Linked DNA regions of Homo sapiens: all the other regions are linked to region 2. The links are chromatin contacts, found by Hi-C or POLR2A ChIA-PET in ENCODE. All regions are on one chromosome and are shown on one strand. Each heading gives the region's core, a stretch centred on a gene start or an enhancer-like site at or near the end of the contact. The rest is flanking DNA. Distances are from core to core; before and after follow the strand shown. Region 1 has its middle 19 kb from the start of COL6A3. Region 2 has its middle 23 kb from the start of ACKR3. Region 3 overlaps MLPH (melanophilin).

The links. A loop is a pair of places that touch in the nucleus more often than their neighbours do. ChIA-PET counts read pairs that join two places held with the same protein, here RNA polymerase II (POLR2A). Pooled maps may share reads with other maps.
Region 1: a pooled map shows a loop between it and region 2 (5-fold over the local background). The contact joins two enhancer-like sites. A Hi-C loop is called at or near these places in 1 of 37 single-sample maps with no recorded cell type and 7 of 50 pooled maps. POLR2A ChIA-PET finds 5 or more read pairs at or near these places in 1 of 52 experiments (Panc1).
Region 3: a loop to region 2 is called in a map with no recorded cell type, with 2.4 times the contacts of the local background. The contact joins two enhancer-like sites. A Hi-C loop is called at or near these places in 2 of 37 single-sample maps with no recorded cell type and 1 of 50 pooled maps.

The regions. Positions count from the first base shown.
Region 1 is chr2:237,431,369-237,434,928 of GRCh38, reverse strand. No RefSeq gene overlaps it. Among named protein-coding and RNA genes, the nearest start is that of COL6A3, 19 kb to the right of the region's middle. RefSeq lists an enhancer at 1,514-2,020. Within about 2 kb of position 2,013, at least 9 of the 41 ENCODE cell types and tissues checked have a DNase peak (open chromatin) inside an H3K27ac peak, as active enhancers do.
Region 2 is chr2:236,544,509-236,548,191 of GRCh38, reverse strand. It overlaps a transcript of ACKR3 not described here. Among named protein-coding and RNA genes, the nearest start is that of ACKR3, 23 kb to the left of the region's middle. RefSeq lists enhancers at 1,770-1,819, 2,940-3,069. Within about 2 kb of position 2,236, at least 7 of the 41 ENCODE cell types and tissues checked have a DNase peak (open chromatin) inside an H3K27ac peak, as active enhancers do.
Region 3 is chr2:237,539,488-237,542,854 of GRCh38, reverse strand. It overlaps MLPH (melanophilin), which reads right to left. Exons shown (of 16, transcript NM_024101.7): 10 at 2,322-2,507; 11 at 1,898-2,053; 12 at 196-288. Among named protein-coding and RNA genes, the nearest start is that of PRLH, 25 kb to the left of the region's middle. RefSeq lists an enhancer at 542-1,043. Within about 2 kb of position 1,859, at least 5 of the 41 ENCODE cell types and tissues checked have a DNase peak (open chromatin) inside an H3K27ac peak, as active enhancers do.

The sequences.
Region 1 (3,560 bases), core at 764-3,263, 890 kb before region 2:
GACTAGACTGAATTAGACCTTCAGGGGCGGAGCTAGGGAAGGGGTGGGGGATGGTGGTGGAGGGGAGCTAGCAGTTTTAATAAGCCCCCCAGTGGCTCTGACAGGCAGCCAGGCTTGCCAGCACTGCTCTGCTGGAAGCATCCTGCAAAAGCCGTGCTTATTTATTTGCTTTTGTGAGCTTCATCAGTTCTTCCAATTTTCACCCTGAAAATGATCCTTCAAACTCAGCCGCTGGATAAGACACCCTGAAATGGACATGCCTAATGTGAAACGTAGGTGCTTGATTGGGTTGGGCTGTGATCGTCTGTAGAAGGTTGACTAAATGGGTGTCCAGTGTCTTATTTGTAGCTCAGAGAGACAACCTTCTGGCTACAGTGGTAAGAACTGATGTCTCCTCCAGGTGCTTTTGATGGGCCAGGTGTGTTCCAATTACTTTAAGTGTTATGCACGCATGCACTCTGCACTGCACCCTTATGTGCAAGTGTGACTATTATCCTTATTTTACAGAGAAAGACAGTGAGATCTGGTGAGGTTGAGTACTTGGCCCCCGGTGACTTATCACACCTGGGATTTGATCCAGACCCTCTGGCTTACACCTGTCTTAGGTCTGGCTCCGTGGAAACAGTGCCTGAGACAAATTCTCAGTGCAAGTGACTGATCAAGGGATATGGATGCTGTGGGAGAAGCTAGCACAGGAGGGAGGGGAGCGGGAGAGGTCGGGGAGGAAGTGGGGCAAGGGGTGTGCAGGGGAAGTGCAGCCGAGCCGGCTCTCATGTTGCTCAGGGGCATTCATTAGATTTGCCCTGTAGTGCTTGGCAGCCTTCCCTTTGCCAGTCTTTGGCTTTGGGCCTTCTCTGGAGGGAGACATAGTTCTTGGGACCTCTGGGGAGGGGCCGCTGTTGCTTAGGGATGATTCTCCAGGGAAGGCTACCTGTGCGAGCGCTTAGCAGCACCTGCAGCAGCTGGGAGATGGGCTCTCCCGTGGACAATGAATCCTAGGGGCTGGAGGGGGAGTAGCCAATGATGTGGCCATCACCCATCACAGCCCTCATCCTTAGCCATGATACAGAGTGCAGAGCTGTAAGCCATCCGGGCAGCTCAGCCTGGCCCAGACAATTCTGGAAAGGGAAGGTTCCTGGGCTTTTTTCTCCTGTGCTCCGGGATCTCCACTGTGGTTGCCATCAATAGACATGATTACCAGGCACCTCTCTCTGGCGGCACCTGGATGGGCTTCCTTCCTTGGGAGTCTGAAGGTGGCAAAAGGGTGCAGAGGATGTCCTGAGAGTGCAAAGTCCTTCCCCTGCACTAAGAGTCACACGCAGCCATCTGTGTTCTGTACCTTCTGTACCTTTAGCCCATGGCACAGTCTGGCACATGGTAGCTCTCAGGGACAGCTTAGTGGCATGAATGAATGAGTAAAGCAATGATGCCATCAACCTTATTGCCACCAAGTTCCCGGCCATGCTGCTGTCCAGAAAGCCTATTGGGCAAACTTGAGGCCTTGTTATCTTCTCCTTCACTGTCTTTCTAAGAAACAGGCTTGCAGCCCACTCGCCACCCCTCCCAGAGTTTAGTTGGCAGATTTGATGCAGGTCTTGGGTGTCTGAGAAAGTGATCATGTGTGTTTCCTGGGGACGCAGACTGCCAACGTGCAGGTGAGAAGCTACGGGGCAGTTCTCCAATGCTCAGTGACCCCGCTCGGGGCTGGAGAGGTGAGTTGAGGAGACAGCGAGGTAGGGATGCTCATGCATGGTTACGGTTACTGTTTACAGCTTCTCGGCCATTCGTGGCTGCAGCCAGTGGAAAAAGGACTTCACCATTGCTTATAAACCATGAATCAGTGTCCGCCTTTGCTAACGGCTTCCTTGGTGAGTATCTCATTCACTTTGCCCCTGAGGGAGGATGGGGGGTAGCTGGAACAATGTGCGTCTGTGCCATTTCCTGTGAATGGCTGCCTGGCAGTCGTCTGCTCATCAACCCCAACGCAGTGCTCCGACCCCTCCCGGTCTGTGGCCGAGGTGGGCGGGCGGGAGGTGAGCCTGGCTCCTCTGCTGGCCTGCCTCCCCACTTACTCACTACCATGTCATCTACCCAGGCCTGTCCCCGCCCACTTGCCGATGGCATCCCGGACCTGGGACAGCCTGGCAGGGAGCCCATGTTCCTGTTCCTCCCTTCCCTTCCCCAGAACCTTCTTTATCTACCCCAGAGAGCCAGCATTCCTTCCTGCAGGGGCTCATCCTCCTGCAGTGCTGTGGTCAGCAGTGGGCTGGACACAGAGAGGTGAAAGCTCATGTCCTGTCTGCGAGAGGTGCATGGTCTTATCACAGTGTGCACAAGTGATGACACGGAGGTCGGGTACACTCCTGCTGGCAGCCCTGTTGCAGGAGGGCATCACTCTGTCTGGGTTGCCAAGGACGGCTGCACAGCAGAAGTGATTGTTAAGTGTCTGGGTGGAGAAGAGGGAGAGGATGTTCCAGGCAAAGAGAACAGTATGAATGGCTGTGAAGTTCCAAGGCTCTTTATTTGTTACATGTGCTAAAACATTCTGTGGCCTTTAATCTCTTCTACTTACTCCTCTCAACCAATCTCCATGATAACCCTGGGAGGCCGGAAAGATGAGGGCATTATTGTCATTTCACCACAGAGAAATTGGAGGTCAGATGGAGTAGCCAACAATCCACATCCTCTCCTTCAGACCAGTGACAGCCCCCAGCCTGCAGCCTGCCCCCCACTTCTCCATTGCTGGGTCAATGCACAAGATGCATGATTTCATTTCATCCTATTTCACTTCATCTCATCTCACTGTATTCCGCTTGCCTCCTGCTCCCCAGCTCTAGGCAACTACTGACCTTTCTGTCTTTACAGGTTTGGTTATTCAAACATTGCATAGGAATGGAATCATAGAACACATGATATTTTGTGACTGCCTTCTTTCACTTGGCGTAATGTTTCTGAGGTTCATCCACGTTGTAGCGTGTATCAATACTTCATTCTTTTTAATAGATGATTAATATTCCATTGCATGGATGTAATACATTTTGATCATTCATCACTTGATGGACATTTGGGTTGTTTCTACTTTTTGCCTATTAGGAATAATGCTACTAAAATAAACATTTTTTTTGTTTTGCTTTTGTGTGAACATTTGTTTTCAATCCTTTTGAGTGTATAGCTAGGGGTGGAATTGCTGGGTCATAGGATAACTCTATGTTGATCCTTTGGAGGAACTGCCAGAAAGTTTTTTTTTTTTGAGGTGGCTGCACCATTTTACATTCCCACCAGCAGTGTGTGGGAGTTCCAGTTTCTCTGTATTCTCATTAATACTTGTTATCTAAGTCATCCTAGTGAATTGGAAGTGGTAGTTCTTTGTGGTTTTGATTTGTCATTCTCTGATGACTGGTGACATTGGGCATCTTTTCATACACTTATTGGTCATTTGTACATCTCCTTTGGAGAAATGTCTATTTAGGCGCTTTGCCCATTTTACAGATTGGGTTTTTTTTATCTTTTATTGAGTTGTGAGAACTCATAATTTATTCTAGATACAAATCTCTCATGAG
Region 2 (3,683 bases), core at 987-3,486:
GAGAATTAAGCAGGAACAACAAACAGCAGGATCAAACCTGTAAAACTATAGTTATTAAAATTATCAGATACAGACTGCAACATTAGAATGTAGAAAAAAACATAGACATGGGAAATGGGAAGGAGAAATGAAAACTAGGAAAGGCCAGTGGGAATGTGGAAGATATGTCTAATTGCAATTCCAGAAGGAAAGACTTCAGAGAATGGGATGACACAACAATCAGGGAAAGTGGCTCCTCTGAGTTTTCCAAATTGATGAAAGACACAAATCCTCAGATTCAGGAAGCACAACAAATCTCAGGCAGAAGGCATTGGAAGAGCTAGCACCCAGATACGCTGTAAAAAAAAAAAAAATGAATGAAAGATAAGAGGGAAGATCTTAAAAGCAGCCTGGAGAAAAGGCAGACTGCACAAAGAATAGGCAATTAGATTGAAATATGACTTTTCAGCTGCAAAAATGGAAGCCAGAAATCAGTGGATTCATATCTCTAACATGATGAAAGATCACAGCTGTCAATCTAGAATTGTAAGCCCAGGATAATTACCTATTAAGAATGAGTGCAAAAATTTAAAAAACATTTTAACTATCAAAAAATTGAGTTTTCTGCCAGCAAAGCTTCCTTAAAGGAACTTCTCAAAAGGTTCCACTACTTAAAGGAATAAAATGGTCTCAGGAAAAAAATGGTCTGATATGCAAGAAGGAAACGTGAACAAAGAAAATAATCTGCTTGTCGGTAAATCCAAACCAACTTTATACATATATTTGTGGAGCCTATTCTTTTGTGTATAAAGAATATACATTCTTTGACAGATAAGCCTAGAGATAAATTTGCCTCTCTAAAGAACATTTCTCAGTTAGGACCTGAACTTCCATAAGTATACTAACACTTTTATACTGTAGGACTTGAAATATGTTAAAAAGCAAGAAGAAAAAAACAAGAATAATATTTGTAAACAGTCATTAGCTCTCTATAAAGAGGCTCTGGGCAACTTTTATTTCCTTCTTCACACTGTACTAGGTTTTCTGCAGTTTCTAGAATCATTATTGCTGAGGTCTCACAACCACCTGTCATCATGACAATGTGTGTCTATGGACAGGGGTGATGGATGCCATCTAAGACAGGTGGAATAAGAAGTCTCCACCAACCTCCAACTCTCTGACTCTAGAGTCAATGCTGCTGAAGCCCGACAAGAGAGGATGTACTGTTCAGGGGAAGACAAAAGTCACAGGGCCAATGCTGCATTGATTTACAGTGGGAACAACCACCTCCAAGGCCAGCCCCTTTCTCTCCCTGTAGGCAGCTCTTAGAGAGAAGCCAAAACATAGTGAGAACATGCTTTCACTGGGGTGGATTCAGAGCAAAGGAAGTGGGCTAAGTGAGCCTCCTGCATAACGGTCACAGGAAACACAGCCTCCTTGCCCTTCCTGCCAGTGGGCTGGGTCGCCCAGTCCCCTGAACGAGGCTCCCCATCCCCAGGCAGGGTCTGGATGGCACTGCCCACATCTGTTTGCCTCTGGTGCTCTGCGCACTCTCTGCTGCCCAGGTTCTCCAACCCTCTCTTCCTGTAGTGAGTAAAGCTTCAGGCAGGAGGGTGGTCACGTCTGGCAGGCCTGAGCGCCCTCTCCACGGTGACTGGCTGTCTGCTCATCTTTGGATGTTACAATTTAAATCTCAGAGCACACTCTGATACCTGTAAATTTAATTTATCATTATAACCACCAAAAACTGACAACAAATTTTATTAAATTTATAGTGGAAAAGTATCTATGTAGTAAAAATCACAATGTGAACTAGCCCTGCCCTTGTGGAGAGAGATGGACTCAGAGAGACAGAGGGGGAACTTCATTGATCACTGAAGTCAAGAGGTGTGTGTCAGTGAGTGGGCCCTGAGAAGCCGTCCTTCCAGAAGGAGGCCTCAAAGAGGTCCTTTTCCCCCAGGGGCACACCTGTCATCAAAGTACCCATTGTGCCTACAACGATGTAAAAAATCATCTTCCTATCACAAATTCAACAAACTTAGCTAATTATCTAGCTTCTCCTGGGACCAAGAATCGTTAGAAAGAAAATTCTGGTACGGGAGCAAAACATCGCATCGTTGGTGCTTCACAACTCACAAAACGTGGTCCTGTATTTTCTCCAGGAATACATGCAATGAGTCTCTGAAAAGGAAGCAAAACTTACAGTGGTGAAACGTGGCCCCTCCTTTGTAGTCGTGCTGAGAAACAGAGAACAGCTGTCCACAACTTCATTTCCTTTCTCGCAGACTTTAAAGTTGGGGCTTTTCAATTCTCATTACGCCGTATGTTTTCGGTGTGTGAAATTCAACAATGATACACTAAACCAGGCAAATAATTTAATAAATAAACATGACTTCTCTTTCTAATAATATAAATTTATTTGGCTTGGAAAACACAGTGAGCTCTCCCCATAAGAACTGTAAAGTATATTCCCAGGGGTTTTATTTTACATCCCCAGATAGAAGAGATTCCGTGTCATATACCATGAAATCGTAGTGTTTCATAACCAAGTTGTAAAGTGCAGCACTGAAAGTTGATTTTGTCCGTCTGCCACACTTTTATTGACGATTTGATACACTCATTCTTCCCCGGAGCCCTAATATTTTGTGCACTCTTCTTGCCATACCTTGAACATCATCGTCTAAACATTGATTGGCTGCCTGTGGCACTCTGGCTCCCAGATCCTGGGGTGTAGCATGTGTCTTTCCTACAGACATCTGCACAAATGCGGAAGAAATGTCAAATAGAAACCCTGAGTTTCTACGTGATGTGACTTTGAGACGGTAAATGAAGCGGAAAGCCTGGGTGTTGTCTTCTTAGGCAGGGTGACAGAAGGAGGGCTCTGGATCCCAGCAGAGGGGGCATTTCAGACCCGTGAGTGAGCCCACCAGGCACGAACTCTCAAACTCCCTTGGGCGACAGAGCCCCTGGAAGTCAGGGCGTTTGTCTCACATCCTTCAGTTGCTAGAAACAGAAGCCCTCCCAGCCACATGGAAGCTTCTAAAGATGACGAAGGCACAGAAAGGACCCGGGGTGTCCCACAGAATCCAAGGGCAGTGAAGGCGAATACCCTGAGTGACTATAGTGAACAAGCATGCCCGGCAGCCCCAAGATATCAGGCTCCTTGGGGGCCATGTGTCTTCCCCACCTCTGCTCTGCCCTGGTTGCCAGCCACCACCTGTGGACCAGAGTTCTCCTCTTTGGAGTGAAAACTAGTGGCCTGAGTTTTCTACAAATATATCCAAGTGTCCCCAATTAAAAGCAAACCAACAAACTCCATATTCTGTCTTCTATATTATGTTATACTTTCTAAGATTCTAAAACAATTGCCTGCACTCCGTGTCTCTACTTTCTCCCAAATCTAGCCCACATCTCTCTCCCAAGCACAAAACCTGGTACCTCGAATTCCTGGTCTGAGCCAGTCATTATCCCCCTGACCCCACTTTTCCTTTTATTCCCTCAGCTCGGTTACAAGACCACCATCCATCCAGGGGCTCAGCCCAGAATCCCGGGGACCGTCTTCATTCTGCCTTCGTCTTCAACATCTGCTCGTCCCTATTCCCATCGACTCAGGCCTTCAGGCATCTCTCCAGCCTGCCCTGAGCTCTCCAACCCAAGCTACGAGCCCTCAGCCTTGCAGGGCCTGTGCTCGCACAGCAGCCCCC
Region 3 (3,367 bases), core at 610-3,109, 1.0 Mb before region 2:
CACTCACCACTGTCCCCCACTCACCACTGTCCCCACTCACCACTGTCCCTCCACTCACCACTGTCCCCCCACTCACCACTGTCCCCACTCACCACTGTCCCTCCACTCACCACTGTCCCCCACTCACCACTGTCCGCCACTCACCACTGCCCCCCCACTCAGCACTGTCTCCACTCACCACTGCCCCCCACTCACCGGGAGGTTTGACTTCCTCCGGGGCTTTCCCGAGGGCTTCACCGTGAGCCCTGCGGCCCTCAGGGCTGCAATCCTGGATTCAATGTCTGAAACCTGCGAGAGGACAGCAGACAGAAGGCCCGTCAGACAGACGCTCGAGATCCCGCCTCAAAGTCATGGACAGAAAGAGCAGCTGCCCCCAGCTCAGTCCTGGAGCCAATTTTACTTGTGTTTTCCCTTAAGATTGGCATCACAGCCCCATGCCCATGTTGGTGGTCCCCTTGGCATTTATCTTCTGTGGTTGTTGAGAAGGGGGGGGTGTTCCTTATGGGTCACCCCAGGCAGGAGGAACGCAGGACGGGTGCATTTTCTTGAGTCTCAGGGAGTCCGGCTCCCATGAGGGGCTGGAGGAGGGGCCGTGACATGCAAGGACAGTAGTGGCTACTCTTCACCTAGCAGTCGGCCACTCCCACTGGCATCATCCTTGCCTGGCCCCCATTCCACCCCTCCCGTCTTAGGCCCCTCCTCCCACAGCAGCTGGGGGCAGCTTCTGGAAATTAGAAGCAGGCCCCATCACCCCCTACTCAGATCCTTGCAGTGGCCCCCAGGGGCCTTTGCCGTCCACCCTCCTCACACTCTCCCCTCATCACTCTGACCTGGTGTGGGGGTTTCACGGCTAATCCCTGCAGGCACCAAGCCCACTGCCACCCCAGGGCCTTGGCACGGGCTGCTCCCTCCACCCGGCCTCCTGCCCCCTGGATTTGCCAGGCTGGCTTACTTTCCTAGTATCCCTCCTGACTGCCTTATCTCAATCGCCCTGCCCCGAGCACTCTAGGGGCTCACCTTCACTGATTGTCTTAATCACACTTTTCATGAACCCAAATGATCTTGTTTGTTTGCTGTTTATCTCCTTCCACTAAAAACAAGCTCCAGGAAGGCTGGGGCTTCGTCTAAGGTATTTGCACCAGATCTTCCGTGGCCTACACAATGTGGGCTACATTCTAGGCATTTAAAGCTTATTTGCAAAGCAAGAAGGAATACATGAAGGGAAAGTCCAGAGCCTGACTCGCTCCCCTTGAACAGCTCTAGGGGACGTGCCCTTTGTCCTTAGGGAGTGACAGGCACCTGCTGATGAGAAGGGAAGTGGAGGAGGGCCGTGGGGGCTGGCTGTCCTCACAGTCCGAGAGGCACCCCCTCTCCTCTCTGTAGGTCTCCAGGGAGGACAGAGCAGTGCCTAAGTCACCTCAGCTGTCCCTGGGAGGCCTGAATGCTTTGGCTCTGCCCTTTGACCTTTGTGCACTATTGATGGGTTCCTCACCCAGATTCAAGCTCTGCAGCCACAACTCAGACTCACAGATGGCCCTCCGGACAGAGTCCAGTGCTGAGGTCTGGGGCTGTCCTAAATTCCAGGCCTGCTTCTAGGCCCCCATCCTGGGTCAGGGATTGTGTGTTCAGCACCTTTTTCTTGGTGGAAACCCTGCCTGTCCCTCACCAAGTTGAACAGGAAAAAGGGAAGGGGTGGAGGGCTCAGGGGGTGGCGAATTAGGTGAGTCCCCCAGAAACCCCCAGGTTCATGCCTGGCCTTCAGAGCCGTGCATGCTGGGCCAATGGGGAGGGCTCAGTGTGAGCTGGCGGATGTTAGAGCTGGCAGATGTTCAAGGCCTGGGTGTGGTCACCATCTGTGTTTGTGGAACTCAGTGCTCCCCTGTGCCTTCTGGGCTACCTCGCTCTCTGCCTGCTGGACTTCTGAGGCCGTCACTGCCACTCTGTCCTCCAGCTCTGACAGCTCCTCATCTGTGGTCCTGTTGTACTGGACGGGGTCCCCAGGGTCCTGGGGGCTTTTTTCCTGTCTGTTGGTTTGATGGGCAGCCGTGCCCACCTAGGAAAGAGAAGGACGGAGGCTGACCAGCAGCAGGAGGGAGTGTGGGGTTTCACCCAGATGGGGACTCACCACGATATTGCTCTCCTCTCTGAACCCTGGGAGCTGGTTGGTCAGGAGCCGGCCACCCGCTGCAGACCCCATCAAGGGCCCTTGGTGTGCTCCTGTGGGTGCTGCCTCCCTGGGGAGGGTGGCTGCCAGCTGGGACTGTCCATCCCTGCCCCTACCTCTGCAGGGTCCTGCTGAGACCTCTGGGGGATAGTCTTACCTCCGGGTCCGCCTGGGGGAGAGGCCCAACTGATTTGTCCCTGTTGGGCTCTGCCTTTTCGTCCTTGGCTTCCTCCTCCTCGGACGAGGTCTCCTGGTCACTGACGTTGCTGGTCAGCTCCTCCAGCTTCCTCCTCAGGGCCTCCTCCTCTACATCGGCCTCCGTGCGCACTCCAGCACCTAGACCCTGACAGAACAGGCCAGTGGATTTGGATTCGGCTAGCCATCTGGAGCCATGGAGCTCCAGGGCTGGCTCTGGGAGATGGGCCAGGGCCCAGCACACCTGGGGTTCCTGCTGAGCTCAGCTGCCTCCCTTCTCCATGCCAGCTTGTCCAACATGCCCCTCTGGGGCCCAGTCCCAGACTCCAGGAGCAGGTTCTGCAGGGCTGGGGGTTCCCAGGGAAAGCTGACCACCACCCCTGGCTATCTAAGACCCACATTTTTTTTCTCCCTTCTCATCCCTTTTGTTTAAGGGTGCCATTTGTTTATTCCAGGCTGACGTCCTTACTCTAGGGATGAGGAGAGAGGGGTGTGGAGTCATGGATCTCTGCCCACTCTCTCTCAGGGAAATACACAGACAGCCTTGGTCGGGTCCAGCTTCAGGGGCTGGGCTCTTCCCACGCTCTGGCCAACGATTCATTTAGCAGCTGCTGTGGGACACTCCTCTGGGGCACACTGCTCCTGATCACATAACAGCAGCCACTGGACTGCGAGTTCACCTGTGGCTCCCTATCAGGCCATGTGACCTTCGGCAGGTCACTCAACCCCTCTGCATCTCAGTTCCCTCAGCTTTAAAATGGTGGTGATAGCAGTATCCAACCTGCAAGTTATAAGAACTCAGTTCAATAATCTCTGTAAAGTCCTTAAAGGGTCTAGTTCCACTGGCCACCTTGTCTGTGGGCAGGAGGCAGGAGGGTTAAGGGCAGGCTTTAACTGTTGTGGACGCTGGCCTTTCATGAAGGGTTTTAGGTGCCAGCTCCGAGAAAGTGGCAGAGTTATGTGATAAAAACACAAAATTATCCCAATTGCCTCTTACAGCCAACATGG